Linked DNA regions of Homo sapiens: region 2 is linked to region 1. Evidence: read pairs that join two places in POLR2A ChIA-PET (ENCODE). Cell type or tissue: PC-3. All regions are shown on one strand. Links, peaks and the distances in the headings refer to the core of each region. The heading gives the core; the rest is flanking DNA.

What was found. Peaks named below come from ENCODE experiments on the same cell type or tissue, not always from the same donor. Only the 100,000 strongest peaks of a DNase experiment are listed, where the experiment ranks them.
Region 2: POLR2A ChIA-PET joins it to region 1 with 16 read pairs; 8 of 35 experiments call an interaction of 5 or more read pairs at or near these places.

What each region holds. Positions count from the first base shown.
Region 1 is chr12:64,644,231-64,660,786 of GRCh38, forward strand. All of the region lies in intron 1 of RASSF3 (Ras association domain family member 3), which reads left to right. Among named protein-coding and RNA genes, the nearest start is that of MIR548Z, 30 kb to the left of the region's middle. RefSeq lists an enhancer at 3,517-4,240 and a silencer at 8,115-8,292. In PC-3, for the core only: no CTCF peak of the experiment used is centred there; a DNase peak (open chromatin) is centred at 6,701; H3K27ac peaks cover 1,521 bases.
Region 2 is chr12:64,459,670-64,467,669 of GRCh38, forward strand. TBK1 (TANK binding kinase 1) reads left to right here. Exons shown (of 21, transcript NM_013254.4): 3 at 520-660; 4 at 4,665-4,794; 5 at 7,232-7,413. Among named protein-coding and RNA genes, the nearest start is that of TBK1, 12 kb to the left of the region's middle. In PC-3, for the core only: no CTCF peak of the experiment used is centred there; no DNase peak of the experiment used is centred there.

The DNA.
Region 1 (16,556 bases), core at 3,460-11,459:
ACCTGTCAAAACTGTTCCTGAAATATATAGAGAGGGAAAGAGTACCTGAGGAGCTCAGGAAGAGTGATGGCCTAGAGCGTAGCTTGAATTGAGCAGCAGAGGTTTCTCTGGAGTGTCCTGTATTATCTTAGGCAAATTTGTAGTCTTCTTAATAGTATCTGTTTACATATCAATATGTTTTCTGTCCAGGCAAGGTGGCTCATGTCTATAATCCCAGAACTTTAGGAGGCCGAGATGGGCAGATCACTTAAGCCCAGGAGTTGGAGACCAGCCTGGGCAACATGGAGAAACCCCATCTCCGCAAAAAAATACAAAAATTAGCTGGGCGTGGTTGCACATGCCTGTAGTTCCAGCTACCCGGGAGGCTAAGGTGGGAAGATCACCTGAGCCCAGGAGGTTGAGGCTGCAGTGAGCTGTGTTTGCATCACTACACTCCAGCCTGGGCAGCAGAGACCCTGTCTCCAACCAAAAACAAACAAACAAACAAAAATATATATAATGTATATGTATATGTGTGGTTTTCCTGTCAATTTTTAAGTAGAATGTCCTCAGATACATATGCCATGTTTATCCTGTTACTTCCAGGATACCTGGGAATACCCAGAGGTTTGTGTCTATGTTAGTGTGAGAAGCCCTAACACATTTTTGTGTAGAGACAGCAAAACCTGTCTCTACAAAATAAAAAATAAAAAAATTAGCTTAGCATGGTGCCGTGTGCCAGTAGTCCCAGCTACTGTGGAGAATCACTTGAGCCTGGGAGGTTGAGGCTGCAGTGAGCCATGATCACGCCACTGCACTCCAGCCTTGGTGACAGCCTGAGGACTTTCTTATGGATTAAGGTGGGAATTATTTATGGTTTGCATGCTGAGAGAGATTTTCTGAATTTTTTCAACAAATATTGAACACCTGCCAGGTTGTGAATTTTTGTGGAGTGGATCAAAAGGACTGAAGGAAATGAACAAATAATTTTGGCAAACCATTATTAAGTAATGAATATGTATTGTATTCATTAATTAATGTATTAAGTGATGAATATGTATTGAATATGTGTATCATCACAGTAACTCTATGAGGGAGGTTCTATTATCACCCTCATTTATAGGATAAAGTACATGAGAGATGAATTTATCCTTAAGAAATATTTTCACTTTGGTGAGGCATGGCAGCTCATATTTTCACTTTGGCGAGGCATGACACTTTGGGAGGCTGAGGTGGGAGGATGGTTTGAAGCCATGAGTTTGAGACCAGCCTGGGCAACATAGTGAGACCCTGTCTCTATCTTTTTAAATTATAAAATTTTAAAAATAAAGAAATTTTTTTTTATTTTGAGAAGTTTGTGTGCTTTAGGTGTGTATTCTGTTTCATTAAGCCAAAGTTTGTATTACTAGCCTTCTATCCTGTCTTCCCATCCTTACCAAAAAAAGAGAAAAAGAAAAATAGTTTTACTCCTGAGGTTAAGAATGGGGCATGTTGTATCAATGTTTATTTGTGTAGATATTCTTTTGAATTTTTAAAAATTGGGGTATCACTTATATACAATAAAATGCACAAATCTTAATTGTACAATCTAATGAGTCTCTATGTTTAACTACCACCCAGATGTAGAAATGCAGTACATTTCTGTTACCCAGGAAGGTTCCTATGTGACTGTTCACAATCAGTAATCTCCCCAGCCCTTGGCTAGAACCACTAGTCTGACTTTTATCACCCTGAGTTAATGTTGCCGCATCTTGAACTTCATATAAGTAAAATCATGCAGTATGCACTCTTGCAGCTGACATCTTTTGCCCAAGTCAGTGCCACACATTGAGATTCATCCATGTTATTGCATATATCAGTAATTCTTCATTGTTGTAAAATATTACATTGTTTGAATATATCATTATTTATCCATTCTCTTGATGAACATTTGGATTGTCAATCAGCTGCTTTGATCATTCTTGTAGAACGTGTCCTTTGGTGGACATAACCCTTCATTTTTCTTGGCTATATATATACCTAAGAGTGGAATTACTGCATTGTAGAGTAGGTGTATCATTGGCTTTAGTAGATATTACCAGTTTTCTAACTGTGTTAGACTGACGTACATGCCCACTAGCAATGGATGAGAGTTCTGTTTTCTCCACATCCTTGCTAACAGTCTCTTTAGTTGTTCCATTTTTAATTGTGTCTTCAAGTAGGAAGCACCCTCACTTACAGGAGAAAGGAACTCCCAAGGAAGTTTCTGATTAGTGCAAGTTGGGTGGGATGAAGATGAATAACCAATACATAGCCTAAAGCTTTGCTCAGCATCTTATTCAGATGTAGTATTTATTTCAATGACAACCAAAAATAATTTCTGAATGGACCCTCCCTACCCATCTACTGTAAGTTAACATTGTCCAAATTCTAGTCTAATTATGCTTATGTTCTTCTTCTCCCCTCTTATATTCATGCTGAAATATTAAAAAATCACTGCAAATTCCTATGGAAAACCTCATACTTCAAAAGGGATCAGTGTTTGGTTTCTCTCTCCATTTTTTTTTTTTTTCTGTTGAAATAGAGTGAAAGACCCAGGAATAATATGCCTGTGTGTACATTTTGCAGATCTGGTAATAATAACAACTGTAGCGGTTACTGAGGGCCTCCTCTGGGTCAGGCTCTGTGAGAAGTGATTTGTATTCCTTAGTTCATTTACTTTCTATCATGACCCAATAAAGTATATGTATCTTTGCTATCCCCATTTTATAGATGAAGAAGCTAAAGCTTTGAGAGGTTAAGTAATTTGCCCAAGTTTATCTAGCTAGTAAGTGCAGAAGCTAGAATTTTAATCTAGGTCTGTCTAACTACAAAGGATGGAATTAGGCCCCTTTCTTATGATTATTAATAAAAATGATCTCTATGTAGTTAGGATTTACTAACCCAATTTCTTTTATCTTTTAAACTGAGAATCCCTCCACCTCCTGGCACCCCAGTTCTGGTAAAAGATAAATGAAACCCATAGTTGTTTTTCTCAGCAAGGGTTTTATTTATTTATTTATTTATTTTATTTTTTTTAAGACAGAGCCTCACTCTGTCACCAAGACTGGAGTGCCGTGGCACGATCATGGCTCACTGCAGGCTCAGCCTCCCAGGCTCAAGTGATCTTCCTGAGCAGCTGGGATTGCAGGCACACACCACCATGCTCGGCTAATTTTTTTTTCTTTTTTTTTTTTTGGTGAGACGGGGTCTTGCACTGTTGCCCAGGCTGGAGTGCAATGGCATGATCTTGGCTCACTGCAACCTCCGCCTCCCGATTTCAAGTGATTCTCCTGTCTCAGTCTCCAGAGTAGCTGGGATTACAGGCATCCACCACCACGCCCGGCTAATTTTTTGTATTTTTTAGTAGAGACGGGGTTTCACCATGTTGGCCAGGCTGGTCTCGAATTCCTGACCTCATGATTTGCCCACCTCGGCCTCCCAAAGTGCTGGGATTACAGGCATGAACCACCGCGCCCGGCCCCGGCCTTGTATTTTTTTTTATAGAGACAGGGTTTTGCCCTGTTGCCCAGGATGGTCTCCAACTCCTGGGCTCAAGCAGTCCTCCCATCTCAGCCTCCCAAAGTGCTGGGGTTACAGGCATGAGCCACTGTCCCCAGCCTCCCAAGGTTGTTTTTAGGCCCTTTGAGGCTTATAAAATAGAATAAATGAGAAATAGGTCCAACCTTCAAGAGCACTGTGTATAGCACCCAAGATTAGAAATGCATATGTTCAGCCATGACATCTATGGAAAGTACAGAGGACAGGTCCTGAGGAAGTGCTGGGGCTGTTGGTGGTACCAGCCTTTGTGTAGCAGAAGATGTTTGAGCTGTGCTTTGCAAAGTGGCTGGATCATAGACATGTGAACACTAGGAGTTGGGCCAGTGGGTGGAGATAGAATTTGTGCCTCAAATTGCAGATACTTCTGTTTGGTGGGTACATGTGTGACAGGCATAAACTTAGTGAGTAGGTGGCCCCAGATTTGGACCAGGTCAGGGAGACTCTTGAATGTCAGGCCTTGTGGCCTTTTGAGGCATTTCCCGCTGGACGATTAGTTGGGCAGTGGTGTGGCAGCATGTGGAGGTGGAGAGGCTGATGGAGAACTTGCAGTAGGATGTCCATCATGTGGGACTGAAGGCTAGCTGGGAGGTATATCTGGGCTGGAGAAAATGGACATGGGACTCACAAAACTGGTTGTAGGAGCTATGGGAATAGACAGAGGCTCCCGGCTAGAGCTCTAGGGCATAGTGGGTTAACCAGCGGTGGGTGTGGTGTCAGAATCACTCATAAAGCTTTTTTTTTTTTTGAGATGGAGCACGTTCCTGGCTCACTGCAACCTCCACCTCCTGGATTCAAGCGATTATCCTGCCTCAGCCTCCCAAGTAGCTGGGACTACAGGCATGCGCCACAACACCCAGCTAATTTTTGTATTTTTAGTAGAGACGGGGTTTCATCATGTTAGCCAGGATGGTCTCGATCTCTTGACCTTGTGATCCGCCTGCCTCGACCTCCCAAAGTGCTGGGATTACAAGGATGAGCCACCAAGCCCGGCCAAGCTTCTTGTTTTTACATTGATTTTTTTTTTTTTTTTTTTTAGAGATAGGGGCTCGATCTGTTACCCAGGCTGGAGTGCAGTAGTACAGTGTTGGCTTACTGTAACCTCCAACTTCTGGACTCAGGTGATCCTCACCCCTCAGCCTACCGAGTAGCTAGGACTATAGGTGTGTGCCACCATGCCCGGCTAATGATTTAAAAAATGTTTTGTAGAGACAGGGTCTCATTATGTTGCCCAGCTGGTCTCAAACTCATGGCCTCAAGCGATCCTCCTGCCTTGGCCTCTCAGGGTGCTGGGATTAAAGTAAAGGAATGAGTCCAGCTACTCATACAGCTCTTGAAAACCCTCTGGCTTGGTCTGACCCTGGAGCTTCTAATTGGTGTTCTTGGGGTCTCAGCAGCCATCTGGGTTTTTTTTTTTCTTTTTTTGGGATGGAGTCTCGCTCTGTCGCCCAGGCTGGAGTGCAGTGGCGCGATCTCGGCTCACTGCAAGCTCCGCCTCCCGGGTTCACTCCATTCTCCTGCCTCAGCCTCTGGAGTAGCTGGGACTACAGGCACCCGCCACCACACCCGGCTAATTTTTCGTATTTTTAGTAGAGACAGGGTTTCACCGTGTTAGCCAGGATGGTCTCAATCTCCTGACCTTGTGATCCGTCTGCCTTGGCCTCCGAAAGTGTTGGGATTACAGGCATGAGCCACTGCGCCTGGCCAGCCATCTGGATTTTTAAAAGCACCTTGGCTTCTAGTGCATATTCTCTGCCCACTCTGCAGGTAAGAAGCAGTGAGGAAAATGGTCCTAGGGTACCCGGTTAGGACATAGTCATATCTCTGAGTTCTCAGGGAACTCAGGAAAAATCATGCCGTCTCGATAGCCAAGTTATCAGTGTCAAATGTCTCGAAAAGATCTTGTTTCCAAAGTCGTCATGCTTAACACTTCCAAAACAAAGAGTGTGCCAACTTCTTTGGGCAAGCCATTTGTGGGCAATTTTGAGGATCAGAAAAGCTCTTTGGTGAAATAAACTAAACGGTCTCCCTGAATAGCTTTCACAGTGTGGGCCTTGCAGGGAGCACAAGGCCAGCCCACCCTATACATGATATTCTTTACGATTATAAAGACACTTTTTACTGTTTCTCCCAGTTTTCCTTTTTCCCACACTAACATCCCCAGTATGCTCTTGTGTAGTTTTCAGAGCCTTTGTTATGATTCCCTCTGAACTGTTGCTCTTTGCCAGTATTGCTTTTCAAATAAGGCAACCCCAAATTTACGCACCAGCATTGTTTAGTGGGACCATTTATTTGTCTCTTGTCATGTAGATGATACACGCATGTATTTGCAGGGGCAGGGACAGGGGATCCCCAGTATAAACTTTAAATGTGCCTTTAATTCTATCTTGGATTCACCCTGTTTGAGCCTGTGATCTGGCTTACCCTCCCAGATGTCATTGGCCAATTTGATAAACAAATTCGATTATCTCCATGCCAAAGAGGAAGCAGTGCCTCAAGGCAAGCCTGAAGCAGCGCTGCCATGACAGGACCTTGACAGGTCCTTGATAGGACCTTTGTGCTGTGCTCAGTGATGACCTCAGTGATAGTTGTCCTCAGCCAGGAGGTGTTTCTTTTTTTTTCCTTTTTTTTTTTTTTTTTTTTTTTTGAGACAGAGTCTTGCACTGTTACCTGGGCTGGAGTGCAATGGTGCAAGTCTGGGTTCACTGCAACCTCTGCCTCCCAGGTTCACGGGATTCTTCTGCCTCAGCCTTCTAAGTAGCTGGGATTACAGGTGCGCGCCACCACACCCAGCTAATTTTTTGTATTTTTAGTAGAGACGGGGTTTCACTATGTTGGCCAGACTGGTCTCGAACTCCTGACCTTGTGATCTGCCCGCCTTGGACTTCCAAAGTGCTGGGATTACAGGCGTGAGCCACCGCGCCTGGCCGAGTTGTTTATTTCTAAAGGATTTTTAGGAGTCTTAAAAAAAGTCTTTTCCTGTACCTTAAACAATGGTTTCACTAAAGGGAATTGCTGTCTTAGATGTTTCGTGTTGAATCTTACACATTTTTGCCTAAGCTGTATCATCCTCATTGGAAAACCCTTGCACCGAGTATTTACTTTTAGTCACACTTTGCTATAAACTTTATGACTTGTGCATGCGCGATTGTATGGCTGGCTCTTTGCCTTTTGCCTCTACTGTGACCAACACTGATTTCTTACAGGCTTGTAAAGTGGTTTCCAAGATCTGTTTGCTGTGTGTGCTTGGCTGCATTTGATATAAATAGATTTGAGATTAGTGTTTGAAAGTGCCATATGACCATATACAGAGCTGACTTACTAAGGATATGTTACTGCATTTCAGACACATCTAGTAATAGAAAAATCAGTGTCTTAATGGGCTGTGCCTCTCTCGTGTCCCCTCTTTTAAAAAAAAATTTAGTTACAACTAAATGTCAGGAAATTTTGTAGCTTACCTAGTTTAAGTCCCAAGATATGTGGAGAGACAATAAAAATGATAATGACAATGGTGCCTGGAGATGCGTATGTTAACATATGTTAAGAAGTTATTTTTAAGGTTGCCCACTTAATGTTTTTGTTTTTATTTTTGAGATGAAGTCTCACTCTGTTGCCCAGACTGGAGTGCAGTGGCTTGATACTGGCTCACTGCAACCTCCAACCTCCCGGGTTCAAGTGATTCTCTTGCCTCAGCCTCCCATGTAGCTGGGATTACAGGCGCCTGCCACCACACCCGGGTGATTTTTGAATTTTTAGTAGAGGCAGTGTTTCACCATGTTGGCCAGGCTGGTCTTGAACTCCTGACCTCAAGTGATTCACCCTCCTCGGCCTCCCAGAGTGCTGGGATTACAGGCATAAGCCACCATGCCTGGCTGGTTGTTGTTGTTTTTGTTTGTTGAGACATGGTCTCACTGTTACCCAGGATGGAGTGCAGGGGTGCAGTCACAGCTCACTGCAACCTCGACTTCCCAGGCTCAGGTGATCCTTCACCCTCAATCTCCTGAGTAGCTGGGACCACATGTGCACGCCACCACACCTGGCTAATTCTTGCATTTTTCTGTAGACATGGGGTTTCACCATGTTGCCCAGGCTGTTCTCAGACTGGGCTCAAGCAATCCTCCTGCCTTGGCCTCCCAAAGTGCTGGGATAACAGACATGAGCCACCTCGCCCAGCTCCATTTAATGTTTAATTGTAGGCTTGGTGACTCTTATGTATTAATTACTAGATATTCTTATTTGGAATTATTAGACGTGCTAAGGCAATAATTTTGAAATTTACAACAGACTAGTTGGTGTTAAGGTGTTATAATAGATTACCATATTTTGCAATATATTGGTTATTTCCTTGTTGAATAGAGATGAGGAAGGATGGTATTTTGGCTCTAAATTAGAGGGCTGAGGTTCTAATGGCAAAATTAACATTGTAGTTTTACATTGCTTGAATAATGTAATCTTCTTAATAGATATTATACTTAATTTTGCTTTAAAGACAATGTTCATTGATAAACTTTCTGTATCTTTCAGTGTGTTCTGTAGCACAGTGCTTTCTTCATGGCCATCGCAGGTGTTTGGGCTTTTTTTTTAAACACGTCTGAGGACTGCAAAGGTGTTTTTTTCTCCCCCTCCCCCTCCCCCCCTCCTCTTTCTTACTTAGACTGTTGTTGTCCAGGCTGACCTCAAACTCCAGAGAGCCTCATGCCTCAGCCTCCTGAGTAGCTTGGACCAGGCTTGGCTCGAGGACTGTGATTTTATAGACATTGTTTCCATCCTGTAGAGGAAACAGATGGGTTAATTTAATTGTTCAGCTGGTGCTTGAGCACACTCTGGGAGTGTCCAATCCAGAGATGAATGAGGATTCTTGCTCTTAATTCAGTGTTGTTTTTTGCTTCATCTTGCTTCTAAGAGAGTTCCTTGAATATATGATGGAATTATGTAGTGGTTACTGCAGTAATCACACTCTTATTATTTTCTAATTATGTGGAACTTGGGAAATGTTGATTTTGTTTCAGTATATGATTTGCAGTATAATTCTATTTACATGTAAAATCTTGTCTGTGTTAGTTTGCCTTGACAAAGCACCACAAACAAGGCAGCTTAAACAACAGAAATGTGTTGTCTCACAGCTCTGGGGGCTATAAGTTCTGGATTAAGATGTTGGCAGGGTGGCTTCCTTCTGAGGGTTAGGAGGGAAGGATCTGTCCCAGGCCTCTCTCATTGGTTTATACATGATTGTCTTCACCCAGTATCTTTACGTCATCTTCTCTCTGTACATGTCTGTGTCCGAATTTCCCCTTCTCTTTTGAGATAGGGTCTCACTGTGTCACCCAGGTTGGAGTACAGTGGTGTGATCATGAATCGTTGCAGCCTTGATCTTCCAGGCTCAACTGATCTTCCTGCCTCAGCCTCCTGAGGTAGCTGGGACTATAGGCATGTGCCACCAGGCCTTGCTAATTTTTTTATGTTTTAAAATTTTTGTGGAGATGGGGATCTCACTGTATTGCCCTGGCTGGTCTCAAATTCCTGACCTCAAGTAATCCTCCCACTTCAGCCTCCCAAAATGCTGGGATTACAGGCATGACTGACCCATCACACCTGGCCTAATATCCCCTTTTCTTAGGGACATCAGTTATATTGCATTAGGAACCATGCTGATAGCCTTAACATTTTAACTTGATGACCTCTATAAAGACCCTGTCTCCAGAGAAGATCACATTCTGAGTTATTGGGAGTTAGGACTTCAACATATGATTTTTGGGAGGACACAAATCAATATTCAGCAGTATCTTTTTTTTTTTTTGAGACTGAGTCTTGCCTTGTTACCCAGGCTGGAGTGCATTGGCGCAAACATGGCTCATTGGAGCAGCCTTCACCTCCTGGGCCCAAGTGATCCTCCTGCCTCAGCTTCCCTAGTAGCTGGCACTCCCATGTCAATTAAAATTTTCTGTAGAGATGGAATCTTACCGTGTTGCTTAGGCTGGTCTTGAATTCTTGGGCCTTAGCAATTCTCCTGCCTTGGCCTCCCAAAGTGCTGGGATTACAGCGTGGGCCACTGCGCTCAGCCCTTAACGGTGTCTTTAACAGCTCTCCAGTAGTGTATCTAGAGAGCACTGCCTGCGGGATGGTGGCCATGGGACCCAGCTTGGAGGCTGGCCCTCAAGAATCACCGGGTTGGTGGTGGGCTGTTAGTGGATCCCCTTCTCCATGGGGCACAGGCAAGTCTGGTTTGGAAAAGGATGATGTTGCTTCAGTGTCAGTTTGCCAGTTTTTCCTCTGTTCTCCCCACTCTGATTCTGACTAGAATTAATTTGGTAGCACTGAGAAGAGTCATTTCTACTTTGGCACAGTAATCTTGCCCATAATCTGACTAATTTTTATTTTTATTTTTTTGAGACAGAGTCTTGCTCTGTCACCCAGGCTGGAATGCAGTGGTGCAATCTCGGCTCACTGCAACCTCTGTCTCCTAGGTTCAAGAGATTCTTCTGCCTCAGCCTCCTGAGTAGCTGGGATTACAGGCATGCACCACCACGCCCAGCTAATTTTTTTTTTCTTTTGCTATTTTTAGTACAGATGGGGTTTTGCCATGTTGTCCAGGCTGGTCTCGAACTCCTGACCTCAAGTGATCCGCCCGCCTTGGCCTCCCAAAGTGCTAGGTTTAAAGGCATGAACCACTGCCCCGGCCCCATAATCTGCCAAATTTTAGTTAAAACTCTGTATTCCACTTAGAACTAATTCACCGTGGCTGGGCACGGTGGCTTCTGCCTGCAATCTCAGCATTTTGGGAGGCTGAGGTGGGTGGATCGCTTGAACCCAGGGGTTTGAGACCAGCTTGGGCAATATAGTGAGACCGTGTTTCTTTGCGGGGGGGGGGGGGTGGGGGGAAGCCAGCCTGGCCAACATGGTGAAACCTCATCTCTACTAAAAATACAAAAATTAGCCACGTGTGGTGGCACACACCTGTAATCCCAGCTACTCAGGAGGCCTTGGCATGAGGATCCCTTGAACCTGGGAGGCGGAAGTTGCAGTGAGCCGAGATCATGCCACTGCACTCCAGCCTGGGTTGACGGAACGAGACTCTGTCAAAATAAAATAAATAAAATAAAATACAATGTAAAATAAAATAAAATAGAATGAATTCACTGATAAAGTTGACTTCTCTCATCTCCAAGTAAATGATTTCATTTTCTCCTTTGTTCCTTGCATGTATGCTGTGATTTACTGACTATCAAGAACTCATTACACCAGTACGTATCCCAAGACAAATCAGCTCCAAAGTGGAGTGAGTGCAAGGGGAGAGCTTTAATTCAAAACTGCTTTATGGAGGAAGTACAGGTTTTCCTCTAAGCTGCACTGTTATAGATCTGTAGAAGTTTTAAATCCATGTAATGCTCATCAGTTTTTAGTTTAGTATTTAGCTGTCTGTGATGATAAGTAAATAATTTACCTTTTTGAAGGCCTGTGATATACTGTGTCTTCATTGCTTCATTTAAGAGGATGCAACATCAGGATTTTCAAAAATACACATAACGAAGTGTTGTGTAATCGTCTGTACATGGTTTCTTTGATAAGAGAGAGGCAGGAATCTGCGTAAAGCAGGTGTACAGACATAGTTTGCCCATGAGACAGCAAGAAGAGCCCTGATGTCCTAAAGGAGAGCCCTCTCCTGAAATGCATAACATACATATATATTTTTTTTTCCTTTTTTTCAAAAAATAGAGACAGGGTCTCAGTATGTTGCCCAGGCTGTCTCAAACTCCTGGCCTTAAGTGATCCTCCTGCCTCGGCCTCCCAAATTATTGGGATTACAGGTGTGAACCACCATGCCTGGTCTTGAAATGCATATCTTAGTCACTGTTACTTCTTTTAAATTGTTTTAATTGTATAAGATAAAAACCAAAACAAACAAAAAAAATGCTACCATTTCAGGAGCATACATCTAGTCTTAAAAATATCATAAATTTGGGCCGGGTGCAGTAGCTCACGCCTGTAATTCCAGCACTTTGGGAGGCCGAGGCGGGCGGATCACGTGAGGTCAGGAGTTCGAGACCAGCCTGGCTAACATGGTGAAACCCTGTCTCTACTAAAAATATGAAAATTAGCCGGGCGTGATTGTGGGTGCCTGTAATCCTGGCTACTTGGGAGGCTAAGGCAGGAAAATTGCTTAAACCCAGGAGATGGAGGTTGCAGTGAGCTGACACAGTGCCACTGTACTCCAGCTTGGGCAACAGAGTGAGACTTTGTCTCAGAAAAAAAAAAAAAAAAAATTATAAATCCTTTTTATTCCCCTAACTTGGATCTCAGGTTAATTGGGATATGCCTAATAACAAAATTTCTGAACATGAGGTTTACTAGAAAGAATTATTTTTTAGATTATTTGTGATATATGTATATATGCATTTGATAGTAGTGGATGTGTTTATTGGACTCTTAAGTACTTGCTATGTACTGTGGGACATGTAGGAGTATATGAATATTTGTCAGCTAGATTATAAAGCTTAAAAACATATTATTGGGCAGGAGTGGGCTATGGGGCTGTGACTACTAGTGGGCCTGGGGTTTCTTTGTGGGTTGATGAAAATAGAGATGGTTGTGCAACTTTGTGAATATAGTAAAACCATTTAATTGTATACTTATGGGTGAATTTTATGTTATGTGAGTTATATCTCAGTGATGCTTAAAAAATGCTGTTAATGAATTTGCAGTGCTGAAAAGATTCCAAAGTTGTGATTCTCTACCTTTTTCTGTTCTCCAGATCTCCCAAAGCAGTTGCAGTGAAAGATAAAGAACATCAAACACTCTTATCTTCTGGTGGTGGGGAAATGCTGAGTGGCCCTGACTTTGTGCAGTGAAAGTTGTTTACACAAGCCTGAGTCTATAAACTCAGAGATAAAAAAAATCACACCAGGCTGAAGCCCCATCAGGCAAAAACCTACCAGAGAAATGGGCCTGCCCGTCTGATGGAATATCTGGGATTTCCTGATGTTGGTCCCTTAATTTGTGGACCATTTTAGGCTGTCATTAAAGTAGCAGTCTAAAGTAAGAGAAAAATTCTGACATGGAATAATGTGGATGAATCTTGAGGACATTACATGAAATAAGCCAGTCACTAAAAGGACAAATACTGTATGATTACAATTGCATGAAGTGCCTAGAGTAGCCACATTCATAGAGACAAAGTAGAATGGTAGTCACAGGGAAATAGGGAGTCAGTGTTTAATAGTATAGTTTCTTTTTTTTTTTTTTTTCAGACAGAGTCTTACTCTGTCGCCCAGGCTGGAGTGCAATGGTGCTATCTTGGCTCACTACAGCCTCCATCAACCAGGTTCAAGCGATTTTCTCCTGCCTCAACCTCCCTTGTAGCTGGGACTACAGGCCCACGCCACCACGTCTGGCTAATTTTTGTATTTTTAGTAGAGTTGGGGTTTCGCCACGTGGGCCAGGATGGTCTCGAACTCCTGACCTCAAGTGATCTGCCCACCCGCAAAGTGCTGGGATTACAGGGGTGAGCCACCACGCTGGGCGATACAGAGTTTCAGCTGGGGAAGGTGAAAAAGTTCTGGAGATGGATGGTAGTGATGGTTCCACAATATTGTGAATGAACTCAGTGTCAAATAACTATATACTGAAAAATGATTCAAATGGTAAATTTTATGTTGTGTTTAATCACAATAAAGTAAATTTTTAAAAAGTAAGAGTAGTAAAATCACTTTGATGAAAAGAAAGGGTGGGACCAGGGTATTTGGATTGTCTACCAGGCCAGGCACCCTTTTCAGTGGTCTTGCCTCTGTGCCTGCCTTCTGAGTGTGAGGAGGATGATGAGGATGCCCAGGGCAGGTCTCTGCCTGCTCCCTTCGTTCTGGTCCTTCCACCAGTCACCCATGGAGCATCTCTTGTGTTTCAGAAATGCCAGTGCCTTGGCACAGGAGCAGGATAAAACTGTGCCCCCAAGGCACTTTTAATCCAGAGGAAGGTTGGCAAAGATACATTTGCTTGAAAAATATTGTCAGGGCCAGGTGTGTTGGTTCACACCTATAATCCTAGCACTTCCCAGTACTTTGGGAGGCTGAGGCAGGAGGATCACTTGAGCTCAAGGAGTTCAAGACCAGCCTGGGCGAGACCTCATCTCTACAAAACTTCAAAAAAAATTAGCCAGACATGGTGGTGCAGGCTGAGGTGGGAGGATCATTTTAGCCCAGGAAGTTGAGGCTGCAGTGAGCGTTGATTGTGCCACTGCACTCCAGCCTGGGTGACAGAGCGAGACCCTGTCTCTAAAAAATAAATAAATTGTCAGGTTGCGTTATGCTCCCCTGTGGTAGAAGTGTGGGTGGTGTTATTTAGGTAGTACTTGGAGAGTGCCCGTCAGATGTCTGGAAACCTAATTTAAAGTAGTAAAATCAACACGTGGGTGAGACTTGATACCCACAGACATATTTTTTTTTAAAGCTAGAGTGTCTCTAAAAGAATGAGACTTGTTTATAGCCTAAAAATTCTCCATGGAATGAAGATCCTCCTGGTGCCAAAGGAACTGTGTGCTTTTGGTGAGGAGCCCATCAGCATGAGGTTTTCCACTGACTACGGTTTCCCAAGGCAACTTAAGAGACATAGTCAAGGCCTTAAGGAATTGATGGGCCAGCCATGGAGGAGACTCAAATACAAACACAATGTTTTTGCGCTTTGTAAGCATGGTTATGGAGCACTGTCTAAACTAGTGAAAGTAAATTTAATAAGAAGGAATTACGGCAGGCACAGTGGCTCATGCCTGTAACCCCAGCACTTTGGAAGGCTGAGGCGGGCGGATCGCTTGAGGCTGAGAGTTCAAGACCAGCCTGGACAACATAGTGAAACCCTGTCTCTACTAAAAATACAAAATTATCCAAGTATGGTGGCATACACCTGTAGCCCTAGCCACTTGGGAGGCTGAGGCATGAGAATTGCTTGAACCCAGGAAGTGGAGGTTGCAGTGAACTGAAAGTGAAACTCTATCTCAAAAAGAAGAATGAATTATGCTGGGCATGATGGCTCACGCCTGTAATCCCAACACTTTGGGAGGCTGAGGCAGGAGGATCACTTGAGCTCAAGGAATTTAAGACCAGCTTGGGCAACATAGCGAGACCCCTGTCTCTACAGAAAATAAAAAATTAGCCAGGTGTGGTGATGTACACCTGTAGTCCCAGCTACTCAGGAAGCAGAGGCAGGAGGATATCTTGAGCCCAAGAGTTTATTAAGGCTGCAGTGAACCATGATTGTGCCACTGCACTCCAGCCTGAGCAACAGAAAAAAGAACAAATTGTGGAAGAGACATGTTAAAGTCCAGTGGGTCAGTGACCAAGAGCCCAGAGACTCTAGTTTCAAACATACACATTCCATGGTCCTGCCTGTGTTTTTAGACAGATCATTCTCAGAGGCAGCCTTCATCTGTTAAATAAATTCTTTACTTGGTGGGAGGAGGTGAGAGAGAGGTGGAGTCAGAGGTGAAGTGTGGGGATAAGGATGTGATATTTTTAGCACAGTTTGAGATATAAAGTAATTTCCTGATAAGATTATTCTTCTCCTAAATGGAACCTGTACTGTCCTCATTCTCTTACTAATGACAAGGTCAGAGCAAACCGACAAACATGGAAGAACAGGGTTCCTAGCCCTGGTGGTGAATTCCGAGGCGGTCTGAGCATACTCCAAAAAGTTGGCTTTAGGATACAGAGGGGTCCATTTTTGTGGACTGCTTTATTTTGGTTCAAGGGTTGTCTGTGAATTTTACAATAAATCAGAGTCTTTGTTTTCCTATTGCTGAGGGAGGGGAGGGAGAGGTTTGCAACAGTCTATTAATAGAATATAGCATAATTTGAAAGGAAATGTAGAAAAATCAAATGCTAATAATAATAATATTGCTGGGCATGGTGGCTCATGCCTGTAATCCCAGCACTTTGGGAGGCTGAGGTGGGCAGATCTCTTGAGATCAGGAGTTTGAGACCATCCTGGCCAACATGGTGAAACCCCATCTCTACTAATAATACAAAAATTAGCTGGATGTGGTGGTGCATGCCTGTAATCCCAGCTAGTCGGGAGGCTGAGGCAGGAGAATCACTCGAACCTGGGAAGCGGAGGTTGCAGTGAGCTGAGATGGCGCCACTACACTCCAGCCTGGGTGACAAAGCGAGACTTCATCTAATACGTGTGTGTGTGTGTGTGTGTGTGTGTGTGTGTATGTATGTGTATATGTGTGCGTGTATATATATGTGTGTGTGTGTATGTGTATATATATGTGTGTGTATGTATATATATATGTGTGTGTGTATGTATATATATATACACATACACGCACACATATGGCACGCACTATGTTGCCCAGGCTGATCTCAAACTCATGGGCTCAAGTGATCCGCCCGCCTCTGCCTCAAAAAGTGCTAGGATTACAAGTGTGAGCTACTGTGCCCATCCTGAAATGCTAATAATTATTAACCTAATGTTGCTGGAAACAAATTCTTTGTTTTTTCAAGAAGAGAAAAAGTAGATAATAATGGTACTGAAAGTGGTATTTCTTTTTACTTTCTCACAATTCCATCATCATTAACCATTTACATTCAGGAGCCACTATACTAGGCACTCTAAAGGCACCTTTAAAGAGCTGTCTCATTGTATGTAAGGGTGTGTACACTGAGAAGTCTGTATTGCCCAGTATTTATGAGAAAGCTGCTGCTTGCACCTGGCTTGGTGCTATGAGGGACAAATACAACTTTGTGTTTCATAAGGAAGATTAATACTTTGACATAATTCTAATTTCTTGGCCTTTAAGGAGAAGGTCACAAAATCTTTCTTTAAAAAAAGGTAGTGACTATCATTTGCTTTTTCTCTGTAAAAGCAGGGACATTTCTTTTTAACGTATTTTTTCCCAGTGGCTAAAATAATGTATACTCAATGCAGAAGACTTGGAAATTGGAAAAAATGGAGGAGCTTTTGAAAAAAAATTTCTTTCAGGATGACTGTTGGTTTTGCTTTGAGTCAGAAGC
Region 2 (8,000 bases), core at 1-8,000, 190 kb before region 1:
CCCTCCCCCACGTTGTCCTAGCTACAAAATAATTCTGAAAAGTTAACTGTATTACTTTGATATTCTTAATAAAAATCTCATAGGTGGAATATAGTGTTCAGTCTCTCTCTCCTGCTTTGATTAGTTTAAAATTATTAGGCCTTGGAGAAGCCCTTATGAGTTTCACTTTCTATTTCGTCTTTAAAAGATGATTTTGCTTTTGATACTATTATGGCTTTTATCTTCTGATGTGTGACTATTTTTGCCCCTACTGTATCCTCATGAAAGGTTTATTTATAATATGAAAGAAAATATCCATTTCTGAATTCCAAAAGGTGTAATTTGAAAGAAATGTTGAGCAGTTAATTGATTCATTTTAACTTTTTAGAAAAGTCAAAAGTCCTCATACAGATTCCCTGTGCCTAAAAGATGCATGATGTTCTGTAAGAAAATAAGTTGCAATAGCGAGTTCTAATGCTACCTTTTAATCTCTTTTACAATATTATGAATAAATAAAACATTTCTCTCTCTTTTTTAAAGAAAACTGGTGATTTATTTGCTATCAAAGTATTTAATAACATAAGCTTCCTTCGTCCAGTGGATGTTCAAATGAGAGAATTTGAAGTGTTGAAAAAACTCAATCACAAAAATATTGTCAAATTATTTGCTATTGAAGAGGAGGTAAGTAGTAAAACTTCAATCTTATATTTATTGTAGTTACGAGTCAAGAAATAGAACCTAATATTAAAAAATGGATTTTTTAAAAAACTGTTGAAAATTAGGGTTTGTACAACCAAATACTTTATCCTAAAGGATTCTTGAATATATAGAACAATAGAAATAAAATATCATAAAAATGGAATCAGAAACAGTAGTGTAAGAAATAAAAGGGGGCGGCCGGCTGCGGCTGGGTGCAGTGGCTCACACCTATAATCCCAGCACTTTGGGAGACCGAGGCAGGTAGATCATGCGGTCAAGAGATTGAGACCAGCCTGGCCAATGTGGTGAAACCCCGTCTCTACTAAAAATACAAAAATTAGCTTGGCATGGTGGTGCGCACCTGTAGTTCCAGCTACTTGGGAGGCTGAGACAGGAGAATTGCTTGAACCCAGGAGGCAGAGGTCACAGTGAGCTGAGATCGCACCACTGCACTCCAGCCTGGCAACAGAGGGAGACTCCATCTCAAAAAAAAAAAAAAAAAAAGAAAGGATCATTTGAGCTCAGGAATTCAAGAACAGCCTGGGCAACATGGCAAAACCCTGTCTCTGTAAAAAATACAAAAATTTGCCATGCATGGAGGTGTACGCCTGTAGTTCCAGCTACTCAGGAGGCTGAAGTGGGAGGATCACCTGAGCCTGAGAGGTCAAGGCTATGGTGAACCATATTGTGCCACTGTACTCTAGCATGGGTGATGGAGTGAGACCCTGTCTCAAAAAAAAAAAGAAAGAAGGAAATAAAAGGGTATTGAATATGGTTACCAGTATTATTACTAGAAAAAGAAAGGTAACAAGTTAAATCTAATAATTATAAAGAGAAAAAATAATTATAAAAAGAAAAAATCGAACTTTAAAAAAATAAAAATTTTGTATTTCATGAATAAAAATTTCAAGAGTCCTACAGTTTAAGATATGAAGTCCAATTATAAAAGAATTGATTTTTTTAAGGGGAAATAGTGGAATTAAGAATGTCATTAGGAAAAGTAATCTAGAAATAATGGAAATAGAAATTATTTTAATCCCTTTAAACATGAGCAATCAATAAAATCTTTGGGAAAAAATGTAGTTTATACTCTTTATCCGAGTGATTTTATTTTTAGTGATTATTTCTTAGGAAGTAATCAGAAATATAATTTTATGCATGAAGATGTTAATTGGCATCCTGTTTATAATAAAGAATGGTTAAATAAGTTGAATAAATTAGAATGTGTGGCAGATAGTTACCTGGAATTAGCCAAACTCAAGATTAAGAGCATAGCCTTCCACACTGCCAAGTCTGCTCAAGACTTTTGATACCAATTGCAAAGGAGTTTGGCAAACTGCACAGAGAGAACAGTTCCCACAAGATTACCCTCACATCATCCCAGCCGGCTACAAATGTGGGGGTTGCCCATGACACTCAGGTTTGGTAATTTGCTGGAATGTAGAAATGACTCACAAAACTGAGGAGAGTGCTATACTTATAATTACAGTTTTATTGTAGCAAAAAGATAGAAATTAGAACCAGCCAGAGGAAGAGACACAAAGCGTGGAATGTGGGAGGGTTCCAATCTTGAAGCTTCTTTGTCCTGAGGGACACATTACTCTCTCAGCATTGATGTATGACAGTATGCATGAAGTATTGCCAGTCAGGGAAGCTCACCCAAGCCTTTGGTGTCCAGGGTTTTTACTGAGGCTGGATCATTTATTGCCTGTATTGCTGACCTTTAGTCCCCAGCTCCTTCCAGAAGTTTGGGGTAATTCCTTTAGTCTCCATTAAGCCCCCATCCTAAATCATGCTGTGAGACTCTCCAGTGGCCAAAGCCCCCAGAGGAACAAAGACAGAAGTCTTGTTCTTTCAGATAGGACATTTTAGGGGCCAGAGATCACTGTCCAGTAGCCAAGGGCAAAGCCTGACTTCTCTTTGGGTAAAGTTAATTTTTTACCACACAATAGTTAAGTGGTAATGAAAAGAGATATTTACCAAAATTTTAATCTTCTTGGAACACCTTATATATGATGTTATGTGAGAAGAATCAGGATTAAAAATATATATGTAGTATGATCTTAACATATACAGTGTAATATGCAAACAGCATTATGTATCTATGACATTATTTCATCCATAGAAAAAAGACTGAAAGAAAATACGCCAAAATATTAATTCATTATCTCCAGGTAATGGAATTATGTATACTTCCCAAATTTTCAACAATCAACATACATTATCATTTAAAAGCAACAGTTTTTTTTTTCTACTATGATTATTTCTCTCTCTTTTTTGAAATGACTGCCAGAGAGTAATTTAAAATATTTTATAAAAGTGTTTTGGAGATATGTAGAAAAAAATTAGAAAAGAAACAAAGGATAAAAAGTTGGAGATGAATAGTAGATTTTAAGACTCATTCAGATTTTCAGATTCTGAAATTGTCATGCATCTTATAATCATTGTGTATATATAATTTGATGGTATTTCTTTTTCCCCGTAATGCTGTTATTAAATTGATGAAGCATTATAATCAATGGTACATTAAAATTAAGGTTTAAAACAAATCAGCATCTCAGATGCAAATGAGCAGACTGGAGCTTTGCTGCAAGAGGGACCACTCAGCTGTTCTGCTACCCATTTATTTTTAAGGATAGGACTCCATTCCTTGAAGTAACAGTAGTCATCATAAGAAAAATTTCATTTTAAGAGGTTAGAAGAGCTGTTGTCCTAAATGTACTGTTATACATAAGAAATTCAGCACTGGTGTGGTGACTCACGCCTGTAATCCCAGCACTTTGGGAGGCCGAGGTGGGCGGATCACGAGGTCAGGAGATCGAGACCATCCTGGCTAACATGGTGAAACCCCGTCTCTACTAAAAATACAAAAAAATTAGCCGGGTGTGGTGGCACTCGTCTGTAGTCCCATCTATTCAGGAGGCTGAGGCAGGAGAATGGAGAGTGGCGTGAACCCTGGGAGGCAGAGCTTCCAGTGAGCCGAGATCGCGCCACTGCGCTCCAGCCTGGGTGACAAAGCGAGACTTTGTCTCAAAAAAAAAAAAAAGAAGGAAAGAAAGAAATTCAAGTGACTGGGTGTGGTAGCTCATGCTTGCAATCCCAGCACTTTGGGAGGTTGAGGCAGGCAGATTGCTTGAGCCCAGAAATTCGAGACTAGCCTGGGCAACATAGTGAGACCCCGTCTCTACAAAATAATAGAAAAATTAGCCAGGCATGGTGGAGCATGCCCGTAATCCCAGCTACTTGGGAGCTGAGGCAGGAGAATCACTTGAACCTTGGAGGTGGAGGTTGCAGTGAGCCAAGATCGTACCATTGCACTCCAGTCTGGGTGACAGAGCAAGACTCTGTCTCAAAAAAAAAAAAAAAGAAAGGAATTTAAGATGATTTTAACAAAACCATTGTAACATTGTACCAATGATTTTGTAGTTCAGATTTAGCTACTTTTTACTGTGGTTTGTCTTCAAAAACAAATCCAACTTCTTCACCTAATAGGAATTTGGAAAATGTTAGTTTTTTTTTTTTGTTTTTTTTTTTTGAGATGGAGTCTCGCTCTGTCACCAGGCTGGACTGCAGTAGTGCAATCTCGGCTCACTGCAACTTCCGCCTCCCAGGTTCAAGTGATTCTCCTGCCTCAGTCTCCTGAGTAGCTGGGACTAGAGGCATGTGCCACCACACTCAGCTAATTTTTGTATTTTTAGTAGAGACCGGGTTTCAGCATGTTGGCCAGGATAGTCTCAATCTCTTGACCTCGTGATCCGCCCACCTCAGCCTCCCAAAGTGCTGGGATTACAGGCGTGAGCCACCACACCCGGCCGGAAGATATTAATTCTTATATGTGTATGTTCAACAGATACTGAATCTCAGGTGAAGCAAAGTGCCTTCATCATTGTAGCAAATCCTACATTTAAATGAAATCAGATAAGTACTGGCATATAATCAAAATTTATTTTTTATGTTGATTCCCAATCAATGATTTTTTTTTTCAGACAACAACAAGACATAAAGTACTTATTATGGAATTTTGTCCATGTGGGAGTTTATACACTGTTTTAGAAGAACCTTCTAATGCCTATGGACTACCAGAATCTGAATTCTTAATTGTTTTGCGAGATGTGGGTATGTTTGTTTATTTATATGATATCATTTGTATATAAAATTTAATAACAGAATTTTTAAAAAATATCTTCCATTCAAAACTGAAGACCTTTATGCAATGCTTCATTAGATATGACACCAAAAGCACAAATACCAGAAATACATAAATTGGATTTCATCAGCATTAAACATTTTTGGGCCTCAGAGGACATCAGGTAAGTGAAAAGACAGCCCATAGAATGAGAAAAAAATGTTTGTAAATCATACACCTGACAAGGGATTTTTATCCAGACAACTCAACAATAAAAAGCCAAATAACCCAATTTAAAAATGGGCAAAGGATTCGCATAGACATTTCTCCAAAGAAGATACACAAGTGGCTAACAAGTACATAAAAAAAAGCTCAACATTAATTAATTAATAACCGACATCATTGGTTATTAGGGAAATGCTCATCAAAACCACAATGAAATACCACTTTATACCAATGAAAATGACTAATATCAAAAAGACAAACAGGGCCAACCATGGTGGCTCACGCCTGTAATCCCAGCACTTTAGGAAGTGGAGGCCGGCAGATTGCTTGAGTCCAGGAGTTCAAGATCAGCCTGAGCAACACAGTGAGCCCCTGTCTCTACAAAAAATAAAATAAAAAATAGCCAAGCATGGTGGCATGCACTTGTAGACAGCTACTCAGGAGGCTGTGGTGGGAGGATCACTTGAGCCCAGGAGATTGAGGCTGCTGTGAGCCTTGATTGTGCCACTGCACTTCAGCCTGGGCAACAAAGCAAGACTATCTCAAAAAAAAAAAAAAAAAAAAAACAAGTGTTGGCAAGAATATGGAGAATTGGAACCCTGATACATTGCTGGTAGGATTATAAAATGATACAGCCATTCTAGAAAACAGTCTAGAGTTCCTCAAAAAGTTAAATATAGAATTATTTAACTTTTGACCAAATGACCCAGCAGTTCCACTGCTACGTATATACCCCAAAGAATTAACATATCCATATAAAAACTTGTACTCCAGTGTACTTAGCAGCATTATTCATAATAGCAAAAAAAAAAAAAGATGAAAACAGCCCAAATGTCCATCAACTGATGAACAGATAAACAAAAATGTGGTGTGTCTATACAATGGAATATTGTTTGTTTACAAAAAGATATGAAGTAGTTATATATGCTACAACATGGATGAACTTGAAAACATTATGCTAAGTGAAAGAAGCCAGACACAAAGGCTGCAATATTATATGATTCCATTTATATGAAATGTCAAGAATAGGCAAATCCATAGAGACAGAAAACAGATTAGTGGTTTCTGGGGGATCAGGAGAAGATGGAGTTGGGTATGAGTTGTCTTTTTGGTGTGACAAAAGTATTCTGAAATCAGTGGTGATGGTTGTATAACTCTGTGACCATACTAAAAATGACTGAATTGTACACTTTAAAAAGATGAATGTTATGTTTGAATTATATCTCAGTGAACCTATTTTTTAAAAAAAATACTGCAATCAAAGGAAATAACATCTTAAGAGAAATGAATCAAATATTTGAGGAATGGGAAAAAGTCAAGTGATAAGGTAAAAGGTTGGTGGGAATTCTTGAACTTGTCACTGGAAGCAGAGTGATTATTTAGGTGAGGATACAATGAGAGAGAAACAATATTACTAGTATGCTACAGCCTGTTTAATCAAATAGAAATTATAGATATGATGTCTTCCTAAGTGTATTGGTAGTCCTGAGTTTTAATAATTATACATTGATACCCCTAAACCTTTTACATATTTTGAATTTGAACATTCATCTATCAGCCCTCAAGCAAATGTATAAAGTTATCACTCAGTGACACTGTCAGTTAGACAAAATAGCTTAATTTCAGCAAAGTAGACAACTTTGCCCTTAAGAAAAAAGAAGAAAAAATGGGCTTTTTGGAATAGTGCCAAGCATATGAGAATACATTTTTACAGAAACAAGTTTGACACTTTGCTGTTTTTCTGTTTCTTTTTTGCTGTTTTACATATTGAGTTCAGTTTACTTTTAGGGAATTTTTTTTCCCAAGATAAAGAAATGTAAAACTCTGGTGAAAGATTGATATCTTTTTTGGGAATCTTTATTATTTTTATGTTTAAACAGATCACCCACATATATATAACCAAAGTAATTCAAGAAATCATATGCTTAAGACTGTTTTGTTACATTTTCCTGGTAGTACTTAAGAGACACTGGATTTTTCCTTAGACCACATTAATTTTTATCATTCTAAAACTTCTTATAACTAAAACATAACATCTTTTATATATATATATTTATTATCTATTCTTTGAGTAAAATTACTTTGAACCAAATTATGGAAAAATTTATATTAAGTTTGGGTGACTATATCAATGAATTTGAGACATGCACACATACACGTAAATATCTACATTATGACTTCTTTTGTTTTATATTGTTGAAGTGGGTGGAATGAATCATCTACGAGAGAATGGTATAGTGCACCGTGATATCAAGCCAGGAAATATCATGCGTGTTATAGGGGAAGATGGACAGTCTGTGTACAAACTCACAGATTTTGGTGCAGCTAGAGAATTAGAAGATGATGAGCAGTTTGTTTCTCTGTATGGCACAGAAGAATATTTGGTAAGTCATGTATCACTAATATTTTCATTTAAAGAAGCTTGATATATTGTAATTATAATTGGGTAATTGGTCAGCCAATTCACTATAAAATGTCATTTTTATGACAAAAATTAAATTTTCTATTCTAATGAATATGTGCAACATGGGAATTAGGTACTCGCTTCCAAGGGTGCTGTTATTTTTCTATTAAAAATTCTTGGAAGTTTTGTAGCACCCTTAAATTCTTTAGTTTTACTGATGCTATGGATCTAAATTAAAAGGGTCTGTTTTTTGATGAGCAGTCAGCATATTACAAGCTTGTTATAATACTGTTTTTTATATATTCATTATATTTATGAAACAGATAATTCTATTTGGGGGAGTTGGTTATTGAATGACGAAAAGGACCATTGTTAGAAACACACACACACAAAATGCCCCTGAGAAGATCTAACTTGAAATTTTAGAAAGCTAGAAAAGCTCTGTAGTTGAAAAAGTTTATGTAGGTGTGTTTTTGTAAAGTCAGTAAATATTTGAAATACTTAAGAAAATATACTTAAAAGTAAATACTTTTAACATGTAATCAGGAAGTTTAATATATATAGCTC